2 separate regions of the Homo sapiens genome follow, and region 1 is linked to region 2. Evidence: read pairs that join two places in POLR2A ChIA-PET (ENCODE). Cell type or tissue: B cell. All regions are shown on one strand. Each heading gives the region's core, and the rest is flanking DNA. Links, peaks and the distances in the headings are about the cores only.

Region 1 (5,000 bases), core at 1-5,000, 280 kb before region 2:
GCTCTGGGCCCTATGGCAGAACCCAGCCCCTTTCCAGCCTACCTCCCAGACCAACCCTGTGCATACCCACATCTCCTGCCCCCTGTCCCATCCCTGCCGCTGCCTCCAGGCCTACCTCTGCCCATGCGGCATGGCCGCCAGCTTCTCCTCCAGGAGGCCTGGCCGTTGCCTGCAGCCCACCCCACCCGGGACACTGCTCCCTGAATAGTCGGGCTGGTGGGGCACCCTGACACCCTTGTCACACCTGCACGGGGCTGCTACTTAGGTGACTGAAAGCGATCACAATCTCTCAAATCCAATGTAAAAACTTGGCAGACATAAAGAAAATATTTAGTACACGGGGTAACAAACTGGTATGCACCATTTTTGCAGATCATATTGTGTACATCTGACGTTTACGTATCTGCTTTATCAGCCATGCTTATGGGTAAATAGGGGTTTTTAACATCTAAGGATGTTTTGTCCAATCGTAGGAACACACAGCCCAGCACTTCAGCTGCAGCCCTCCACTGCTCCCTCAAGCACAGCTCAAGCCTGAGGGACCACACCCACCTGTGCATCAGCATGGCCACGTCTGCCCATGGACCACCATGACGCACCCAGGGACTGCTGACCAGGCCCAGGAGGTAAGTCCCAGCACTGTCTCCTTCTTCCAGAGGTAAATAAATGCAGGTGACCATCCCGACCCAAAGGACATGCACTTCCCTGCAGCGGTCGTGCCAAGTGGGGATGCAGGCTGGTCTTTGGAACCCGGCCACGGCGGAGCTGGTGGCACTACCCAGACACCCTGCGCCTCCCGGCTTTGTGTCCCCTCAGTGCTCACTCCCTCTCCCTCTGGGTTCCAAAGGACAGCTCTGCTTCCAGCTCCCCACAGAGCATGCCATTGCTGCACACCAGCAGGGCTTCACCCATAGGGCCCCTGGGCACTGGTCTTCTGCAGGAGGTAGCAGCGGCTCACAGCACAGCCAGTGTCCAGGTGGTGTGGCACAAAGAACCCTGGGCCTGCTGGAGTCAGCCAGCTGCCTTTTACTGGCCCTGTGATCTGGGCAAGTCCTTTTCTCTGAGCCTCAGTTTCCTCAAGACAACATCCTCCGTCTTGAGGATAAGCACCAGGTGCCTGCAGGGGTCCAGCACAGCGCTCAGGGAACAGGGCAGCTCCCCACACAGCCATGTGGCTTCCCATCAGAGCCCGCCTTCTAGCTCTAGCCAGACAGCAGTGCCAACAGAACGTGGGGTCTGAGGGCCCACACCAGCCATCCGAAGCCCGGGACTTGGGCTGGGTGCCACCGATGAGCCACCACGAGCAGAAGTCCCTGGAGGCAGAGCTGTCTCACCACCGTGTCCCCCTCACGTCCTTCAACACAGCACTGGCTGCTGAGAGGCACAGGTATCGTCTCAGGGAGCTGGCTGAGACTGTAGACGCCCTTGGAGCCCAGTGCCCTGCTGCGCCCCCATCCACGTCGGGCCCTGGCGTGTTTATCTCCCCTTTCACCACCAACATGCACAGAGGCCACATTCCCTGTCTGGGGTCCAGACTGTACGGCATCCCTGTCCTCCAGCAGGAGTCCAGGCGGGTCCTGTGGTGTGAGCTGCGTCTGCTTCCCTGAGCCCACTGGCCCCCATCATGCAATTGCACCCCCTGTGTCTGTCCCAATGCCATGCAGGCTTCTTACCTGGCACCCAGCCATCCTCACAGACTATACCCCCTCCATCCCCCTGCCAAGACCTCAGCCTCACTTGTCACATCACACACAGCATTCACCTTTTAAAGGAAGGAAAAACCAACAGGGATGACCACACTAGCACCTCCAGCCCTTGAAGCCACCCTCTGAAAAGCGTGAGCCGCCACATGGGGATTTGTCTGCTTAGGACCCTCTCCTCCAGCAGCCAGCTTTGGCTTGGCATAGACCCAGAAGTGAGAATCCCCTAGCCCCGGTACCTTCTGCTGGACGGCTGCCGGGCCCTGTGCAGCCTGGGGCTGGATGGCCTTCTGCTGCTGGACGGCCTGCTGCTTCAGCTTCAGCAGCTGCTGCATGTGCACGGGCTGGGCCACCACGGTCTGTCCTGCAGGCAGCAAAAGCCCCTTAGTCAGCACACTGGGAAAAGAGCTTGAGGCTCACGCCAAGCTCTGTTCCAACTGACTCACCTCTACAGAAAATAACAAACTATGAAACTCTATGGAGACAAGTAAGCCATCCCTTAACTACATTAAAATGTTTCTGGGTTCACAAATTACACTTAAATTAAGACGGAAATTTCAGAATGTTAACAGTTCAATTGAGGACCCAGCCTTGCGCCTGGAAAGCGCCAAGGCACGTTTGTGCTAGAACACGTGATGGCACGCTCAAGTGGGTGGGTGTGAGGAAAGAACACGGGTCGCTGGCGACCACTGCCACCAGAGAGGCCTGTGAAACCAGGCTCAAGCCCAGGACGGGAGGGTGTGCTGGGGCGGGCACCTGCTGCCTTCTGTGGCTGACCGATCGCCACGCTGATCCCCGCGACGTTCATGGGCAGGGTGGTGACTCCCGGTGAGGAGACCACAGCTGCCGGGACGGACACCACCGGAGGCTTCGCCAAGGCCACCTGGGCTGGCTGGGGTGCCTGGGTCTGCATCTGCCCTTGCGCCTGCAGCTGAGAAGTGGGAACCCGGGTCTAAACAGTAGAAATAATGGGAGAGTCCAGAGAAATTCAGGACACGGTATGTCTTTCCAAATACTTCTCCACAAGAGGTCATGCCATGAGAAAATTTACAAAGATCAACAAAGTTTAAAGTGGCCCAACAGGAAAGGAAAACTGAGAGATCTGCACGCCGCAGGGAAATGTCAAGTCACAGGTCAGCCCGCGCTTCTGAAGCTCCCGCAAGACCTGCAGGCTCATCACACATGCTGCTGCGTTCAGATGTCAGTGATCTCACGGGACATCACCTTCACTTCCCTCCATCTCCTGAACCAGTAACCGCATCCTGTCCCGTTTTTCCCACAGAAGGCTTTTCACTTCCTGTTCCTTCAGCGAGCACTCGACATCAGCCTGTCCCTCACTTCAAAATGACTGCCTCAGCCTCCCGTCCCGCATTTTCTCTTAAGTTACCATTTAAAAAATGGTAAATGGAAGTACTTCCATTTTTGTATGTATAGAGACTAAGATTACATAAGAAAATACAAAGTAAAAATTACCCACACTCCTCAAACTACTCATATCTGAATATTAAAACTGGTATTTAGCCTTCAGCCACTGTTCATATCTGTGTGGCTCACCGTGAAAGTGTGCAAAAATGACATGAATTATAAATATTTTGAAATCTGTTTCTCTTCTCTTTACAAAAAACCACTTTCAAAATTGCTTAATATTCCATTGTTTGGATGATACATCATTTACTTAATGAAATTCTTAGTAATGGACATTTAATTTCCTCTAACACTCATGAAGCAAACAAGCTTGTACATTCATCACTTTGTAAATGTTCAGTTATCTCTGCAGGACATAAGGGGGTGTTTAGTTAAATAAGCGTGCACATTTTCATAGCGTAATTACCAAAATCCTCTCCAAAAAGAGGCCACTGATTCCTGTCCAACAAGAACCCGGTACCCTGGCTACCACTAGGTGTTACCACCCTTCTCAGTGAATTTGCATTTTTGTGAACATGAATGAAACCAAGCACCCTTCTGTAGTTTTTTATCCACTTCTACTCACTCTGCTGTGGAGGGCTAGCCCCTCCCAGGGAAGACCCAAAGTGGGGGTCCAGCACCCACACAGCTTAGCCTGAGCACCTGGGTCCCCAAATCCTAGCTTGAGTTGCAGCTGATTGGTTGTGGGATTTGGGTGGGAACTTAGCCTACATGCCTCAGTTTCTTAACCTGTAAAATGGAATTAATAGTAAGACCCTTATCCCTGCCTGGGGCAGTCCATGAGCACTGGGCCAGGTGAAAGACACAAGAGAACGAAGGGCAAAGTCTAGCTCAGGGTGAGCCTCCAACAGGGCAGCTGTCACCAGTACCCCTAGCTGAGCTCTAGTCACGGTGCAGTGACGCTGCCTGCCCCGGGACGCTGGCACCTGCTGAGAGCCAGTCTTCCCAGACAGCACTTGCGCCTGATGCTAGTCCCTTCTGAAATCTCCAAATGCTCTCCCTGCCTACAGCGGTCACCTGAGAGCAGCTTCAGAGACCGCCACCTGCCCATGCCTACGGCTTACATGCACAGCGCCCTCTGCTCCAGCCACACAGGCCTTGGTCCCTGCAGGGTCCCTCAGCAGCACAGGGAAGCCACGCAGGCTGCATCTCACCTCGCTCACTCTCCACCCCCCTCAATTCAAGCCCTGAGAAGCTTGGTGATGCCTGGATGGGCTCTGGGAGCTGCTGCTGTGTTAATGTTCCACGAGTGGTGAGTCCCGTCCTCTGTCCAAGGGGTACTAAGTTCTCGGGGAAAAGAACCCGTCTCACACTCACTCCTGTAACACGTGACACGCACCTGAGCAAGCGCAACAGCTGTGTTAAAACATAAAAAGATGCTGCTTTTGGAAAACAAACAGAAACTGACACTTACGAGCCGGGCCACCTGGAGGTTGGCCACGGTGGTGCCCGTCAGCAGGGCACCAGGCCTTGGGGCCGTGACCGTCGTGAGCTGGGGGCTCTGCTGCTGCGGCGGCTGCGAGGTCTGCACTTGCACTTGGGCTGTTGGCTGCGGGGGCGCAGACTGGGCCTGTGGCGGTGGGGGCTGCGGGGGCATCTGCAGTTTCTGCTTCTGCATTTTGATGAGGTGTTCCTAAAATACAAGCAAAGTATCTTCTCTTCAACATTAACTGTGCTCCATTCTTTAAGTAGACATCTTGTTCCTAAGCCACCCCTCTACTGCCCATTAAATACCAAAGCAGACACCTGCTACCGTGCAGCATCCAGACCGCCTTCCATGGGCTGCCCAGTATCTTCCAGGTGTTCATTTATTAAAAATGTGCATTCGTCGGTGAAAACTACAAACACGGATTCTGACTGATAAGTTCATAGCAA
Region 2 (16,181 bases), core at 4,822-9,821:
CCAAACGCAAGAATGCAAAGAACTATGGGAGGTGTCAAAAGAACAGAACTGACTTGGAAGGGTTGCCACTGGCCAAACTGGAGACAATGTCACCATCTAATAGAATAATAATAGCAATGGATTATCACACAACAAATAAAAAATCAAAACCAAAAATGCTCCTGAGTCCACGGTGAGATTTAAACAAAGGGGCAGGGTCTTCAGCATAAACACAGAAGGAAGAAGAGAGGGGGAAAGTCACTATTTTGCAGTCAGCAGTGTAAGAACTGATTCAGGCAGGGGTCACCCAGGGATGCTGAGACAAATGAGAAGACAGCTGCTGGGAGCAGGAGAGCCGCGCTGCTTCAGTGTCACCTCCTGGATTCCTCGCTGGTGGGGAGACGAAGGGGCAGATGCAGACTTAATCAAGTGGTCAAACTTAGCATCATGAATGATGGGACAAATGGACACTTCTGTGTGTCCTGATCTGTGATGCAATGGGAAGCTACGCAATGTCGCCTACGCAGCCAAAACATTTGCCCTGAACCCAGCCACGGGGACACAGCAAGACGAAGCCCAACTGTGGGACCATCTATAGTGGAGCTGGCCTGGAATTCTCAGGAATGCCAAGGTCATGAAATACACACACGAACGGAGGAGGGAGGGAGGGGAGTGGATGGGATGGGCGGGATGGGAAGGGGTGAGAGAGAGCAATGTGGCAAAATGTCAGCTCTTGTGGAACTGAGCTACAGATTTTATGCATATGGGTGTTTATTGTACACTTTTTTTTGAAAGAGAGGGTTTCACTCTGTTACCCAGGTGGGGGGTGCAGTGGCTATTCACAGGCACGATCACAGCCCACACTACAGCCTCCAACTCCTGAGCTCAAGTGATCCTGCTATCTTGGCCTCCAAGTGCTGGGATTATAGGTGTGAGCTACTGAATCTGGCCCCATTGTACTATTTTAAAAACTTGCCTATAAGTTAAAAAAGTTTCCAAGTGAGAAGTCAGTGAAAGAATCAGGCAATAATCAGTTTACAGAAATGACCCTTCAGGGCCGGGCATGGTGGTTTATGCCAGCACTTTGGGAGGCTGAGATAGGCAGACTGCTTGAGCTCAGGATTTTGAGACCATCCTGGGCAACATGGCAAAACCCTGTCTCTACTAAAAATACAAAAAATTAGCTGGGCATGGTTCCATGTGCCTGTAGTCTCAGCTACACAGGAGGCTGAGGTGGGAGGACGAGTTGAACCCAGGAGGTTGAGGCCGCAGTGAGCTGAGATTGTGCCACTGCACTCCAGCCAGCGCAATGGGAGTGAGACCCTATCTCAAATAAAAATAAAAAAGAAAAAGAAAAAAAGCAGCAAATCTCGGTAGTGGGCATTTCCCTGGGTTTGGTCTGGTGCTGTCACAGCATTAAAGTGACAGCAACTTGGTAGCTGAATTATGTGCACTAAGCCACAGCAAGGAAGTGGACGCCCGCTCTGAGACAGGGACACGGGCTGGCTGTAGGATTAATATAATGATTGCTAATAAAACATATTCTGTACCAGGCATGGGAGCTCATGTCTGCAATCCCAGTACTTTTGGAGGTTGAGGCAGGTTGATCACTCGAGGCCAGGAGCTTGAGAGCAGCCAGCCAGGCATGGTGGTGACAGCCTGTGGCCCCAGCAACTCAGGAGGCTGAGGTGGGAGGATGGCTTGAGCCCAGGAGGTAGAAGCTGCAGTGAGCTGTGATTACGCCACTGCACTCCAGCCTGGGAAACAGGGTGAGACCCTGTCTCAAAAAAAAAAAACGCCCCCAAAAGAAAACAAAACCAAACCCATATTCTGGATTTATAGACTAACTGGGGGCTTGTAATTAAGAATACAAAATTAACCAGTAATTACACACGTATTCACCTCTATTGAGTTCCTAGTGAATCACAGTTTAACACTCCGCAGACTTTGGTTTGCAGGTTTAATTCCGTCTGTCTGGGCACGGCAGCTCAGGGCTCAGCACTGCACTGAGTCTAACCCTTTGCTTCTCTTGTGTGACCTGTTAGTGCTCGGTGAGAATGTCAGCAGGTCACGCGAGTCTGGCGTCTGAGTGTGCTGGCTGGCCATCAGGACGCTGCTACTTCCAGATACAATCACTACTTGCTCACACGAGGTCTCTCTTAAAGCAAAGGTTAATGTGAAGGCAAAGCAAGGCCTCTTCTGTTGAGACGGAATTAATTTCTAACCATGCCCTTCACATATACCAAAGGTGATGGTGAATTTCTGATGTGAAATTACTTGTTTAAGGGATGGATGCTAACATTTTAATTTTCATCAGATTGTATGAGAGCAGACATGAATGCTCAGTGTAGGATTACTAAGGAACAAAATGTAATTTATAAACAGAGCCAGGTGTACATGAAACATTGCTGGTATCTATCCGCTTTATAGTTCCTTTGCTAATTTTTCTGTTTTAAGAAAAAAATCACATCTTGTCAACGGAGGGAACCGTGGTACTAGGCCAACCGCAGCACGGTCTTCTTGCCCAGGGTGCTGTGGGGAGGACCTGCTGTGGCTCTCTGCCTAGTGTGTGCCTTGTGGCTAGGCAGTGTGGGTGATGGCTGGGACCATCCGTCCCAGGAGCAGGAGGGTCCCAGTGTGTGGGTGATCCTGGCAATGTAAGGCTCGTCCTCTGGAAGGCTCTGGGACCCTGAGTGTCCTGACCCCCATGCACTTAGCAGTGCCGTGTTATGAAGCTCAAGGCTACGATGTGCAATGCTCCATCCTTCTCTGTGTAGCTCCAGACGCAGACACGGTCCACCCACACAGCCAGGAGGCTGCACGAACTCCACATGGGGACACAAAACAAGCTCCTTGTGCTTGGAAAGAGTGGAAATGCACGGCTGCCCCACGCAAGGCACTGGGTGGTGACATCAGTGGGTGAGAACCAGAGGAGGCGCTCGTGAGATGGCACCCCCACGGCCGAGAGGGTAGTGCTCACTGGCGGCACCAATGGAGGTGGCCGTCCACAGCTACTGGAAGCCGGGGTGAGCGGACAGATGGTGGACCTATTTCCTGAAGTGAAAGGTGGAACCTCTACTGAGTGCCAGGCACTGAGTGAGGGGTGAGCCCGTGGCACCCTGGGCTGTCAGAGGCCCTGCCAGGCACCACGGCTGGGGCTTCTACTTGATGAACATGAATGCTAACCTCCCTCCATCTCCTGCTCCAACCAAGACAGGCTCTCCTTAGTGGTCAAGAGGTAAGCGATGGATGCTCCCTGCCCTCTAGGCCCCAACAGGACTCTGTGGCCTCTCCTGGGAGCTCCAGCCTGGGCCGTAGTCACCGTCACACAGCAGCCAGGCAACCACAGTGACTGCCCTTGAGACCAGGAGGCTTTAGGACCGGAAGCTTGCATTTTCCTTCTGTTTGTGCCTTCCTGTCCTCTCCACCAGCAGGTAGAGGGGCAGCAGCTGCATGTGGACCCAGCCGAGGTACCAGCACAGTGGAAAGCTGGACACGAAGCCAGGCCGTGCAGAGCCCCGGTGGGTAAGTGACCCCCGCCCACCAGACACAGGAGCTCAGTGTGATCAAGTGTCAACAGTGATGGCCATGCCACTGGGGGTGGGGGGGTGGTGGGGGACTCAGCACCTCCCTCTGGTCATCCACAGCTCTGCTCACAGATACCCGACCTTCAGACGCCCTTTCCACCCAGGGAAACCTGGCCCACATCCAGCACCTGCGTGCACACCCAGTGGCCTACCTGGAGCGGGTCCGCTTCCTACTGGCCCCAGGGCTGCGGCTCACGCGGTAGGCAGTGGGCACACTCCTCTCTTCCCTCCGTCTCTCAGGGGAGTGGGCTCTCCTCCGAGGGGACCGGGAGCGGGACCTGGACAGGGGAGGAGGCAGTGTTCAGCTCTGTGGCCTGGCTGGCGGGACGTGTCATGCTTCCTACTGCCCTGGCAGAGATCAGGCCCCGTCTGCAGAGGCTGCTCCTCAGGGTGGTGCCTGTGTAGACCCTGAGGCTTCAGAGAACCCCTGCCACACTTCACTACTTTACCGACAACGAACTGAAACCCGAATCCAATCTCAGAGGCAGAGATGGTCTCTCTCCCGTTCCACACACTTATCGCACCAAGGACAAACTTTTAACCAACATGCAACTGGCGTGGAGGCTGGAGCTGCTTCACGTGGTCAATGGCAACCAATTCCCCATGAGCCACGGTCTGAGTATGCAGTTCATGACCACCTCAGGCTGGCGCTTCCTCTTCCTTCCTCCTGCCTCTGCCCATTTTATCTCCCTATACATTTCAGCTCATTGATGTTTCTACCAACATGAGGTAAGAAAAGGCAATCAAACTCCAGCGAGTCATGTCTACCTGTCTGAATACCGGCAGTAAGAAACCCAACGGTAATGAAGCTAGAGGCCTACCTGGAAATTTCTCCTGTTCACACTAATCTTACAGCCTCTCAGCACAGATACTCAGGAACAGGCTGTGGTGCGCTGGCATGAAGCCTGAAACCTTCAATCCAATTTGGAAATGCCAGTCTCACGACAGCTTCAGCTAACTTAAGTTTATGCGATTTCACAGATGCAAAGCCACCCATTAACACTGATTCCTCCTCCTCATGTGCCTGGAAAGGACTCGTCCCTCTCCTGTGGTGACATAATCCACACGCGGCCAAGGACCCTGAGACCCGCGCCCCTCCAGGGGTGATGCTCTTTAGTGGAGGCCCCTTAGCGATGAGTTTGGGACCTTCATTTTAGTTCTTTGTTCATTCAGTAAAGCTACTATTTTGGGAAGACCTGCAATGAGCACAAATCTGGAAAAAAAACACCATTTATTTCCATTTTGTTTCCATGACAACTCATTCAAAAACAATATAAAGAAGAGCGGTTTGATTTTGCCATTTGAAAAAGTTCTACGTTGAATCATTTTCATGACAATAAACCGCAAATGCCACAGGCTGTGCTTCTGCAGATCAGCTCGGGATCACTCAGACCCCGGCATCCTGGAGGGCCAGGAGTGGCTGCCCTTTAACGGACAGAATCGTTTTGATTTTTTCCCAGACCTTTCCTAAGATTTACAGAACAGATGATAAAGGCGAGGTCAGTTAGACACCTTGACGTTTTACCAGGTTTTCCCTCAAAAGAGCTCGCGGAGTCAAATCTGGTGGTGGTCGAGGCTGCCTGATAACTTCCTGGCTCGGCTGCCGCTGTCACTGACGCGCTGCTCTGACAGGGCTCCGCGCGCAGCGTCCCTGGGGAGGCTGTGACTCTGTGACACGGAGGCACACACTTCACATTCAGAATAAAAGGTGCTGGGCTGGGCGCTACCAGAACTCTGAAAAAAGCTCTGCTTATTCAAAGCTATAGCGGCTGGGGAATGCTTACACGTAGAATTCTACAATAAACTCAATAATCAGGAAAAATAAGTTAGTTTTTAAGGCCTGCAAATTCTTAACTTTGAAATACAATACCATTTTGTCATGGCTATTAGTAATAGAATTCTTTAAAGGGAAGTGGCTGTTACCAGTAGATTTTCAAGTTATCTGGGGAAAACGCCCATCTTAGAACGAGGGGCTACATACCATTAGACAATTCTCTAAGTTTGACTTTAGCTAAAGAAGCTTTAATGCTTTTTATTCTGTTAATTAGGCTTCTCATATTGACCCCACAACATGGTGCAAGAAACAGGAGTTCCATTTAATAAGCAAATCATCCGTATAATGTGACCAGGGGCCTTCTTAAAGATGAAATGGTCTGAATTAAACACTTGCAAGCATAACGTGACTCACAGTTTTTTTTTTTCCTCAAAAAAGCATAATGGTTTGCTTTCAAATAGAAACATAATGAGACTTTTTTCAATGATAACAGTCCAGAAATTTTATCTGAATGACAGTGGTCATATTCATAAATAGCCTCTTTTCTCCAACATTTAACCATTTCATCTACTCCACTTCCTCCATTCACGTCTCTACCCACGGCCTTTCTGTCACGGAATTCTCTGTGCAGATGACTCAGCATCAAGGTCTGGGCTCTACCAGCAGCTCCCGGGGCTGAATTTTCCTCAAGTTGAAACTGGATCTGATTTCACCTGCAATTCCTCCTCGTGTCCCAGCCCGGTGACAGCCACTGCAGCTCCCCTCCTTCCTGGACTGCTCAGTGCAGACACCCTCTGGTCTTATCTGTGTTTGGCTACAATTCACTTTGATTCACTTTGCAAGGGATGGAACGACGGTCCTCACCTTGGCATGATCAACACTACCACTTGGGGAACTGCAAGCATCTGGTTTCCCCCTTTAAGGGGCAGGATTAGGAGATGAGTCATCGCTTTTACGGATTTGCTATGCAATTTATTGTGGGTAAAAAGGGCAGTGAGGAGCCACAACTTTCAACCTAAAATAGAAACCCAGTGTGGCCTGAGTCCCTTCTGAATGCTAAACAAGACTCCTAAGAAAAGTCTTCCAAATCCCCAGTCTCCTTCACCAACCCCAAGTATTTAGGGAGCTAATTTCTACAAAGAATTATATATATATATATATATATATATATATAAAATGTTTTTTTTTGAGACGGAGTCTCACTCTGTTGCCCAGGATGGAGTGCAGTGGCGCGATCTTGGCTCACTGCAAGCACCGCCTCCCGGGTTCACGCCATTCTCCTGCCTCAGCTTCCTGAGCAGCTGGGACTATAGGCACCACCACGCCCGGCTAATTTTTTGTATTTTTAGTAGAGACGGGGTTTCACCGTGTTAGCCAGGATGGTCTCAACCTCATGATCCGTCTGCCTCAGCCTCCCAAAGTGCTGGGATTATAGGCGTGGGCCACCACGCCCGGCCAGAAATATATTTTTATCATATAGCTCTCTATACTGGAAGATATCTTAAAATGACAACATTCAAAGATCTATCTAGAACTCCCAGAAGCCCAGGCTAACTCTGAAGATGCATTTAGATAACTAAATGAACACAAGAGACTATCTTAGCAAAAGTTTTAAAAATAAACTTAGTTTCAAGCTGATACTTATTAAAATTTAATTTCAGGTTGTAAATGAACTACATGAGTACTTCTTCATTCCATTAACATAGAGAACCAGATACAATATCAAAATACAAATGAAAACAGACAATAAAAGTATTTTACTTTAATCTTTTTTTTTTTTTTTTTTTAGACGGAGTCTTGCTCTATTGCCCAGGCTGGAGAGCAGTGACACGATCTTGGCTCACTGCAATCTCCACCTCCCGGGTTCAAGCAATTCTCCTGCCTCAGCCTCCCGAGTAGCTGGGATTATAGGCGCACACCAACACGCCTGGCTGATTTTTGTATTTTTAGTAGAGATGGGGTTTTACCATGTTGGCCAGGCTGGCCTTAAACTCCTGACCTCAGGTGATCCACCTGCATCAGCCTCCTTAAGAGCCGGGATTATAGGCGTGAGCCACCGTGCCAGCCTCAATGTTGATGTAAAAGACACTAAATACTACCTTGTCGTAACTAGTATACTTTTTGAGAAGCAACATAGTGATTTTCCAAAACTAAAGATTCTTCCATGACTAATTTGCCTTTGGAGATCCAGAGTCGCCCATAACTTAGACATACTAAATACATGGGACTTCAACCACAGGAACAGTATAGCCATTAAATAAATATTCGTTGTGCTGTAAGAAGGCTTTCTAATCTTAACTTTCTGTATTTTATATAGAATTTTAGTAATTTAATATATAAAACAAAATACATTCCATGTAGCATCCTACCCAATTAGAAATATTAACAACTGCGGTATTCTACTGTGGGCTGGCAGCAGTCATGAAAAATGATCAATTAGGTCTGTTCAGGCCCAAGTGACAAGTCCGATCCATTCTGAGTGGAGGCTGCGTTTGTAACAGTTTATTCTATCTGATAACAACAGCATTAACACTTTCAATATTTTGGTTAAAATTTAGTTATCTTTTATACTCCAATAATTCATATTACTGAGGAGATCACCACCCCTCCCATTTCTAACTTGCATTTTAAAGCCACTTGGATCCCTGGAAATGATTATTGCTGGCAGAGCTTGGATGGAGGAGGCAGGTTTGCAGCCAGTTTAGAAAAATGCAATCCTACTAAATAAAACACGCACTCACTGTTCCCAGAAGAGCTGAGGCAGAATTCCACAAGAAAAGGTTATGGTGAGAAACCACCAGCTTCTTCTTCTTCTTGTTCTTTTGTCATAGAGAATATGTTGATCAGGCTAGATTCGATCTCCTGGGCTCAAGGAATCCTCCTGCCTCTGCCTCCCAAGCATCTGGGGCTTGACTAGCTTGTTTAACTTATGTCCTCAGACTCCAGAGACCACGGCACTGCCGGTCTCTGCACCCAGCTATGCCCTTGGCCCTGTGGAGGGGAACCAATGCCAGGGGCCAGCACCCACGGTAGAACTTGCTAGACAATCCAACACCTGGAAGGTTTTGTTTTATAATATTATTTTCATTTTATAATAAGCTTGCACTTTGCCTTCATATTTTGTCTCAGTTGCAAAATCAAATGCTTTTAAATCCCTTATTTAACTAAAATTAACTAGAAGTATGTAGATACTACCTCCTTGGCCATGGAGACTAATTAAAAATTGGAGTGTTCTGGAAACACTTTGCTCTGCTGACGCTGTAAAGTGTTTTAAACGTAGGTCGGATTAAAATTGGTAGCCTACCATCACGGTGGAAACCACACTCAGGTAACTTTTACCTTAATTTTTTCTTTTAACTGAAAGTTACAAACAAATGAGTAGGATTTTGCTTCTTGGACTTGTCAGCAGTGAATATATAAAAATAATATAGGCCGGGCGCGGTGGCTCACGCCTGTAATCCCAGCACTTTGGGAGGCCGAGGCGGGTGGATCATGAGGTCAGGAGATCGAGACCATCCTGGCTAACACGGTGAAACCCCGTCTCTACTAAAAATACAAAAAATTAGCCGGGCGAGGTGGCGGGCGCCTGTAGTCCCAGCTACTCGGGAGGCTGAGACAGGAGAATGGTGTGAACCCGGGAGGCAGAGCTTGCAGTGAGCAGAGATCGCGCCACTGCACTCCAGCCTAGGCGACAGCGAGACTCTGTCTCAAAAAAAAAAAAAAAAAAAAAAATAATAAGATATATTTGCATATGTGAAGTAATATGTAACTAAAGCTATTCTAAATTATTCAAAAATATGTAACTCTAAATCGATTCTAAAATAAATCATTCAAATAATATGTAAAATGACCTTTTCTACTATAGACCAGTCAACAAAAAGGATGTACAACTTAGAAACCTGAAATTCCAAGTGTTAGGTGAAGCCTTTCAGCTCTGAATATGCCAATGTGGGAAAAGCTGGGGGCCACGGCATCACCTGTCTTTAGAGGTGAATGGTAGGATACCCGGAAATATCAGACATCACATCCGCTGTGTTTGCAAAAACTCCCCACATGAAAGCTGAGCTAATTTCTTACGCTAAAGAAACACCATGAACAGCTCTTACAATGATCGGTCCCCCAAGGTTTGGGATTTAGGAAGGAATTATGCTTCCTTTTGAGCCTGTAGAAAAGGAAAATTGGGAAGAATTTTACTGAATGTGGTTACTAGGAGGGCTTGTTTATGCCTATCTTCAGCTATGTAATGTCGTAAGAAACATATTCAAGTGGGAAATTTTTTATTTTAATCATTTAATTGCATTTAGAGGCAAGGTCTCGCTCTGTCACCCAGGCTGGAGTGCAGTGGCGTGATCATAGCTCACTGCAGCCTCAAACTCCTGAGCTCAGCTCAAGCAATCCTTCCACCTCAGACTCTACGCTTGAGCTCAGGAGTTCAAAGCATCCACTGCCATGCCTGGCTAATTAAAAAAAAATATTTTGTAGAGATAGGTTTTCACTATGTTGCCAAAGCTAGTCTTGAACTCCAGGCCTCAAAGTGATCCTCTCATCTTGGCTTCCCAAAGCACTGGAATTTCAGGTGTGAGCCATTGTGCCTGGCCTCAAATGAGAAATTTTTAAAAAGCTTCGATATACAATACAAGTTCCTGGGAGCCTTCAAAAATTGAAGATATATTAGCAAAACTGTTCATTTGATTAGAAAATAGCAAGGTTTCTTTTTTGCGTGTATAAGGGTATGAAGTGATGAAACGTTTAAAACACTCGCAAAAATGTAGAGTGAAAGATCAAATTGATTTATCATGGAGTCAAATCCAATTTCACTGCAGAGGAGTGTAAATGCTTGTCAAACTTTAAGTGTTGGCCAGGGTAAAAATAAGGAAAGCAGGCTGGGCACAGTGGCTCACGCCTGTAACCCCAGCACTGTGGGAGGCTGAGGTGGGTGGGTCACCTGAGGTCAGGAGTTCGAGACCAGCCTGGCCAACATGGTGAAACCCAATCTCTACTAAAAAAACAAAATTAGCTGGGCGTGGTGGCACATGCCTGTAATCCCAGCTACTTGGGAGGCTGAGGCAGAAGAATCACTTGAACCTGGGAGGCAGAGGTTGCAGTGAGCCAAGATCGTGCCATTGCACTCCCACCTGGGAAACAAGAGCAAAAACTCCGTCTCTAAATAAATAAATGAATAAATAAATAAATAAGTAAAGAAAGCAAGCATATTGTTTTTAGGATATATTCAGAGAGGCAAATGTGTAAAATTACACTTAAAAAGCCCGTAAAGCTCCCAAGGCATGTGTATTTTTCCCACAGAAACATAAGAGCTAACACCAATTCCAGAAGAAAAACTAGATGAGCACAGTCAGTGCGGCGTTAGAGAAACCGAGGAGAGTCAGCCAGTGTTCAGCAGCGAACCCAAGGTGTAACGGGGTTCTGAAAACAGGGCAAGCTGTGCCAACCTCCTGTAGGTCAGCCACTGTTTTGTTTTTAAAAAGTGGTTTTCACCAAGATGTAAATTCTGTGACTCTTAAATGTTTTTACATTTTTAATTTCTGCTGCCAGAAATGTTAACCTGCTTTCTGAAAAACTGGCTCCTCATCAAGAAGGCCTTTGGTTTAATAGTGACTCCTGGAGGGAGGGTGGAGAGGAAACATTCTGCACCAGCGCCGCCCTCTTCACACACACCCACCCGCGCCGCCCTCTTCACACACACTCACCCGCGCCGCCCTCTTCACACACGCTCACCCGCGCCGCCCTCTTCACACACACTCATCCGCGCTGCCCTCTTCACACACACTCACCGTCGCTGCATCTCTGCACACACGCTCACCGGTGCCACACGAAGTGTGTGCAGAGTGTGGCACCGGTGAGTGTATGTGCAGAGTGCGGTGCCGGTGAGTGCGTGTGCAGAGCAGAGAATCCAAACCCAGAACCAGTGCTAAAGAGTTCTCCTGTCTTGCAACTTTACACATTTGAGACAAATTAGCATGGGAAACTTCACTTATACAAATAAAACAAAAGACCCCCAGCACACCACCCTGTGAATCTTTCACACAATCGGCAAATGTGGTAGGCTTGCTTCCAGGAACCATTAGAATTTAAACAAACCAATTTTTAAAAACCTGGCAGTAGTTTATGAACTTTGAAAAGTTAAGTATAGGCCTGCGCGGTGGCTTAGGCCTGTAATCCCAGCACTCTGGGAGGCCAAGGTGGGTGGATTACCTGAGGTCAGGAGTTTAAGACCAGCCTGGCCGACACGGTGAAACCCCGTCTCTACTAAAAATACAAAAATTAGCCAGGCGTGGTGGTGGGCACCTGTAATCCCAGCTACTCAGGAGGCTGAGGCAGGAGAATCACTTGAACCTGGGAAGCGGAGGTTGCAGTGAGCCAAGATCGCACCACTGCACTCTAGCCTGGGCAACAAGAACAAAACTCTGTCTCAAAAAAGAAAAAGTTAAGTATAAAACAAACAAAAATCTGAAAAAGATCTTACTTGGACTTGCAGGGCACACATGCACATGCATACACGCGTCTGCTTAATGAAAGCGGCACTGATTTTAAACGTTCTACCTAGCTCTACTGGGTGTCCTGTGAAGGACATGGGGGTCATGAGGGTACCAGAGGTGCTGCCCCCTTCACACCCACCTCGACCGCCGCACTGTCCGATAGGCACTGGGAAGAGAATGCTTTGCTTTTGAGTGTGATCTAGACCTGGACTTGGATGACGAATGGTACTTGGGAGAACGTGATCTTGTTCGAGATCTTTTTTTGTGCTTTTTCTTTTTCTTTTCTTTCTCTTCTTCTCTCGGTGGATCTTTGCTTTTGCTCGAAGGCCTATCGGGTGGTTTAACTTCTAAAGTAGGCAGAGGCCTGCCTCCAGTCAGTAGAGGGCAGGGCGTAGTGCTGGATTCCTAAGAATAAAAGGAAAATCTGGGTGTTAACAGGGAAAACAGAACATTGAAGATGTATATCTATAAAATTTCAACTTTGGGCCCCTCACACCAACAAACACAGCAACCATCTCTTAGAAAGTCTCCTCCTGTGGCTATCCAGAGTGACCTCCTTGTCACCTCCCAGGATGCAAAAGGAGAAAGTGAACCCTCTGGTTCCCGAGCATTTCCACAGGCAGCACTCTCTTCCCAGCCCCCAGGCTGTGGACAGCCGGAGCCAACAAGAGGAGCACAGTATTAGAGTATTAGAGATGCTACGCTGGGAAAAAATACGTTCCTTTTTAGTTCACCCATTGTGGAAGTCAGTGTGGCCATTCCTCAGGGATCTAGAACCAGAAATACCATTTGACCCAGCCATCCCATTACTGGGTATATACCCAAAGGATTGTAAATCATGCTGCTATAAAGACACATGCACACGTATGTTTATTGTGGCACTCTTCACAATAGCAAAGATTTCGAACCAACGCAAACGTCCAACAATGATAGACTGGATTAAGAAAATGCGGCACATATACACCATGGAATACTATGCAGCCATAAAAAATGATGAGTTCATGTCCTTTGTAGGGACATGGATGAAGCTGGAAACCATCATTCTCAGCAAACTATCACCAAGGACAAAAAACCAAACACCGCATGTTCTCACTCATAGGTGGGAACTGAACAACGAGAACACATGGTCACAGGAAGGGGAACATCACACACCGGGGCCTGTTGTGGGGTGGGGTGAGCGGGGAGGGATAGCATTAGGAGATATACCTAACGTTAAATGATGAGTTAATGGGTGCAGCACACCAACATGGCACATGTATACATATGTAACTAACCTGCACGTTGTGCACATGTACCCTAAAACTTAAAGTATAATAAAAAAAAATAGTTCTTAAGGAAAAACAAAAAAAACAGTTTTAACTACCAGAGGAGAGATTCCTCAAACCTCCGATGTTAGGTTTTTAAATGAGTATCGGCACTACTCTGACAATAATTTTTAAAGAAGGTCTAGGCTCCCCTTTGATGTTTTAAAACCTCTCCATCTGAGTGTTACATACATACAGAAGAGCATATGAATCTTCAATGCATGCTGACACATTTCCACCACAGCGCATCGGAACCAGATCAGGAGACAGCACCCTTCAACAGCATAGGCCTGCAGCCTGCCCCTCTTTACCCAGAAAGCTCACTCTCTCCTCACTTCAAGTGAATTTTAAATTATAGCTGTTAAACATTTCACACCTTTAGACACAGTGAAAAATCTGCAATTTATCCTTTGTGCCTCGAAGAAATTCAGGTTAGGTGCTGGGGTGGGACCCAGTCTCCCAGGCTGCCCCCAGCTGCTCCCCGGGGAGAGCTCCAGCCCAGCCCGCGGCAGTGTGCGCAGGACGGCATCTGTGAAAGGCAAAGTGGTAAGGGGGCTTCCCTCCCTTCTTTCCTCTCCTTAGGTCCGCTGTGGCAAGGCCAACTGGCTGCGGGAAAACACTGTAGAAACGATTCTTCTACAGTTATGCTTCTTGCTTTGGCTTTGAGATCAAAAGCAATTCAGCAGAGCCCTGGTGGGGCAGGCCCCAATTTAAGATGAGTTTCCACTTGAGCTGGCTGCTTTATGATGGCACGGTGATTTCTCAGCCCTCTGTTCAGCCTCCTTGCTGTTTCCGTTTACACTGTGCTCTCTAATGCCCCTCCCTGGTTGTGGGTGTGCGGCGGGCAAGAGGGCAGGGATGAATTCCTCCTTGGGATCTGATGGCCGCTATGAGGTTCATCTTTAAGTCTCTGCCTAAATTATCTCCAGGGACATTTTGGCAAAAAAATCCACTTTACTGTGGGACAGTTCTTATCAAAAAGGTCTTTCTCATTTAAAATTCTGTTAAGTGTAACAATATTTTTCAGGTCAAACTTTTAAATATTTTATTATTTTTGTTTGTTTTGAGGCAGAGTCTTGCTCTGTTGCCGGGGTGGAGTGCAGTGGCGTGATCTCAGCTCACCGCAACCTCCGCCTTCCGGCCTCAAGTGATTCTTGTGCCTCAGCCTCCTGAGTAGCTGGGATTACAGGCATGTGCCATCATGCTCAGCTAATTTTTTTTTTTTTTTTTGTATTTTTAGTAGAGAAAGGGTTTTGCTATTTTGGCCAGGCTGGTCTCAAACTCCTGGCCTCAAGTGAACTGCACACCTCAGCATCCCAAAGTGCTGAGATTACGGGCGTGAACCACCGTGCCCAGCTAAAATATTTTATTGCTTACATAATTCTAACACACAAACGTCCAATGACAAAGCAAGCTCTATATCCAAGAACACCCCCACTCTGGCATTAGTCAGGATTTGCCCACAAGCAATGCTAAATGATCCTTTAAATTAAACATACAATAAATAAAAAGGTAGTAAGCTTTACAACTTCAGAGGCTCAACATCCTAGCTATGGCCTCTCCCATACACACCGAAAGGGAGAGGGCTTCCATTCTGCAAAGAGCAAAGAACACAGGTTTGCGAGCTGAGCACATCCTCTGAGGCGAGCCCTGGGTGGACACCAGAGAAATCAGCTGATGCACTAAAAAAATGCCAGTATCCACGGCCTCTACATCAGGAGCACACGCTGCGCAGAAAGCAAGCCGGCCCAGGGGCTGAAAGACGCCATTGGGAACCTCAACACGGGCACCTGTGAGTGTTCGGGAAGTCAGAGCTGCTGCAGGTCCTTTCAACAAGGCCCGGGATTTCCCCAGGAAAACAAAGAGAGAGCTGAAGAGAAGGAGAGCTGAGACACATACTCCACCCTCGAGTAAGGAGTTTGTTCTGTGACGAGAAGGAAGAGAAACACGTCTTTGCTGTCTTTTTCTGGTGAAGAACTCTCCTCATTTACTCTCTCCACGCTCACAAAATCACTGCACTAATTTGGTGTGTGATTGGTAAGGCGCTGTGTTAAAACAGAGGGGAGATGGAAAAACATGGTCCCTGGCAAACGTCTGTGAAAGACAAAACCAAACGGGCGCGAGACGCCATCTGAGGCACAGTCAAGACAAACAGGAGTGCGAGGAGTCAACTCTCCAGCTGAGTTTCTATTCATATTTCTACTGCCAACTTAATGATTTGAGCCTCCAAACTTTTTTTTTTGCCTTTATCCTAACTAATGCCTGTCATTAATAATACTTATCTCACCACTGTGCTTAAAGACTAGGGCTCCATTTTGAAGCGACGGGACAATCTGAATCAACACTTTCAAATGTCACTTGTAATCAAGTCCAGGTCTATTTATTCCAACAACACGATCATCCTTCACCATGAAGGTGAAAACTAGAGCTGTTGTGACCTCTGCCAGGCTGAATTAAGATGGTTCATTATGTTGACATTACTGCTTTTTTCAGCTTCAAGTGCTAAAAGTGAACAAGGACTGATGCCAAACACAGCTTCCCAGAAACCACAGCTGCCTTTGAGATGCATTTTTAATATTCCAGCAAAAATGATCAAAACGGAAGTCATGTTTGAATGTAGGGGGGCAGACGTACATTGGTTTAGGTAGAGTCCGGGACAAAGCAAATAACTTCTGAAAAATGGTCATTTATGAGAGCATTAACAGCTTACCGCCGGCCACTTCTGTAACACTGGAAATTAACATTGATTAGTCCCCCTGTGTCACGATGAAGTATTTGGCAACAAAATTAGCACATGAACCAGCAACGATTATTTCCTACTGTGGCAAAACAAACCGCTCAAAAGCAGACTGACTTTGTATCTGATTGTATTTGAAAATAAAAGAAATCTTATTTGTGAAGGACACTACATTAACTATGAAAGGGATAACCAACACTGCGGCGTTGCTCTCCATCCCTTCACCCAGCCCCACTGCCCTACCACGTCCTGCCCAGGTGCATCCTCCCACCCCTGCCTCCACTCTGCTCCAGCGCCCCGTGC

Evidence for each region. Peaks named below come from ENCODE experiments on the same cell type or tissue, not always from the same donor. Only the 100,000 strongest peaks of a DNase experiment are listed, where the experiment ranks them.
Region 1: POLR2A ChIA-PET joins it to region 2 with 7 read pairs; 2 of 35 experiments call an interaction of 5 or more read pairs at or near these places.

The regions. Positions count from the first base shown.
Region 1 is chr12:132,064,426-132,069,425 of GRCh38, reverse strand. It overlaps EP400 (E1A binding protein p400), which reads right to left. Exons shown (of 53, transcript NM_015409.5): 48 at 4,540-4,758; 49 at 2,457-2,652; 50 at 1,940-2,064. Among named protein-coding and RNA genes, the nearest start is that of SNORA49, 36 kb to the right of the region's middle. In B cell, for the core only: CTCF peaks have their summits at 4,339 and 4,549 (motif pointing left); DNase peaks (open chromatin) are centred at 2,955, 3,608 and 4,675; H3K4me3 peaks cover 628 bases; H3K27ac peaks cover 2,858 bases.
Region 2 is chr12:131,774,126-131,790,306 of GRCh38, reverse strand. SFSWAP (splicing factor SWAP) reads right to left here. Exons shown (of 18, transcript NM_004592.4): 14 at 11,977-12,242; 15 at 3,719-3,844. Among named protein-coding and RNA genes, the nearest start is that of MMP17, 46 kb to the left of the region's middle. RefSeq lists enhancers at 2,445-2,945, 4,401-5,600, 15,621-16,181. In B cell, for the core only: no CTCF peak of the experiment used is centred there; no DNase peak of the experiment used is centred there.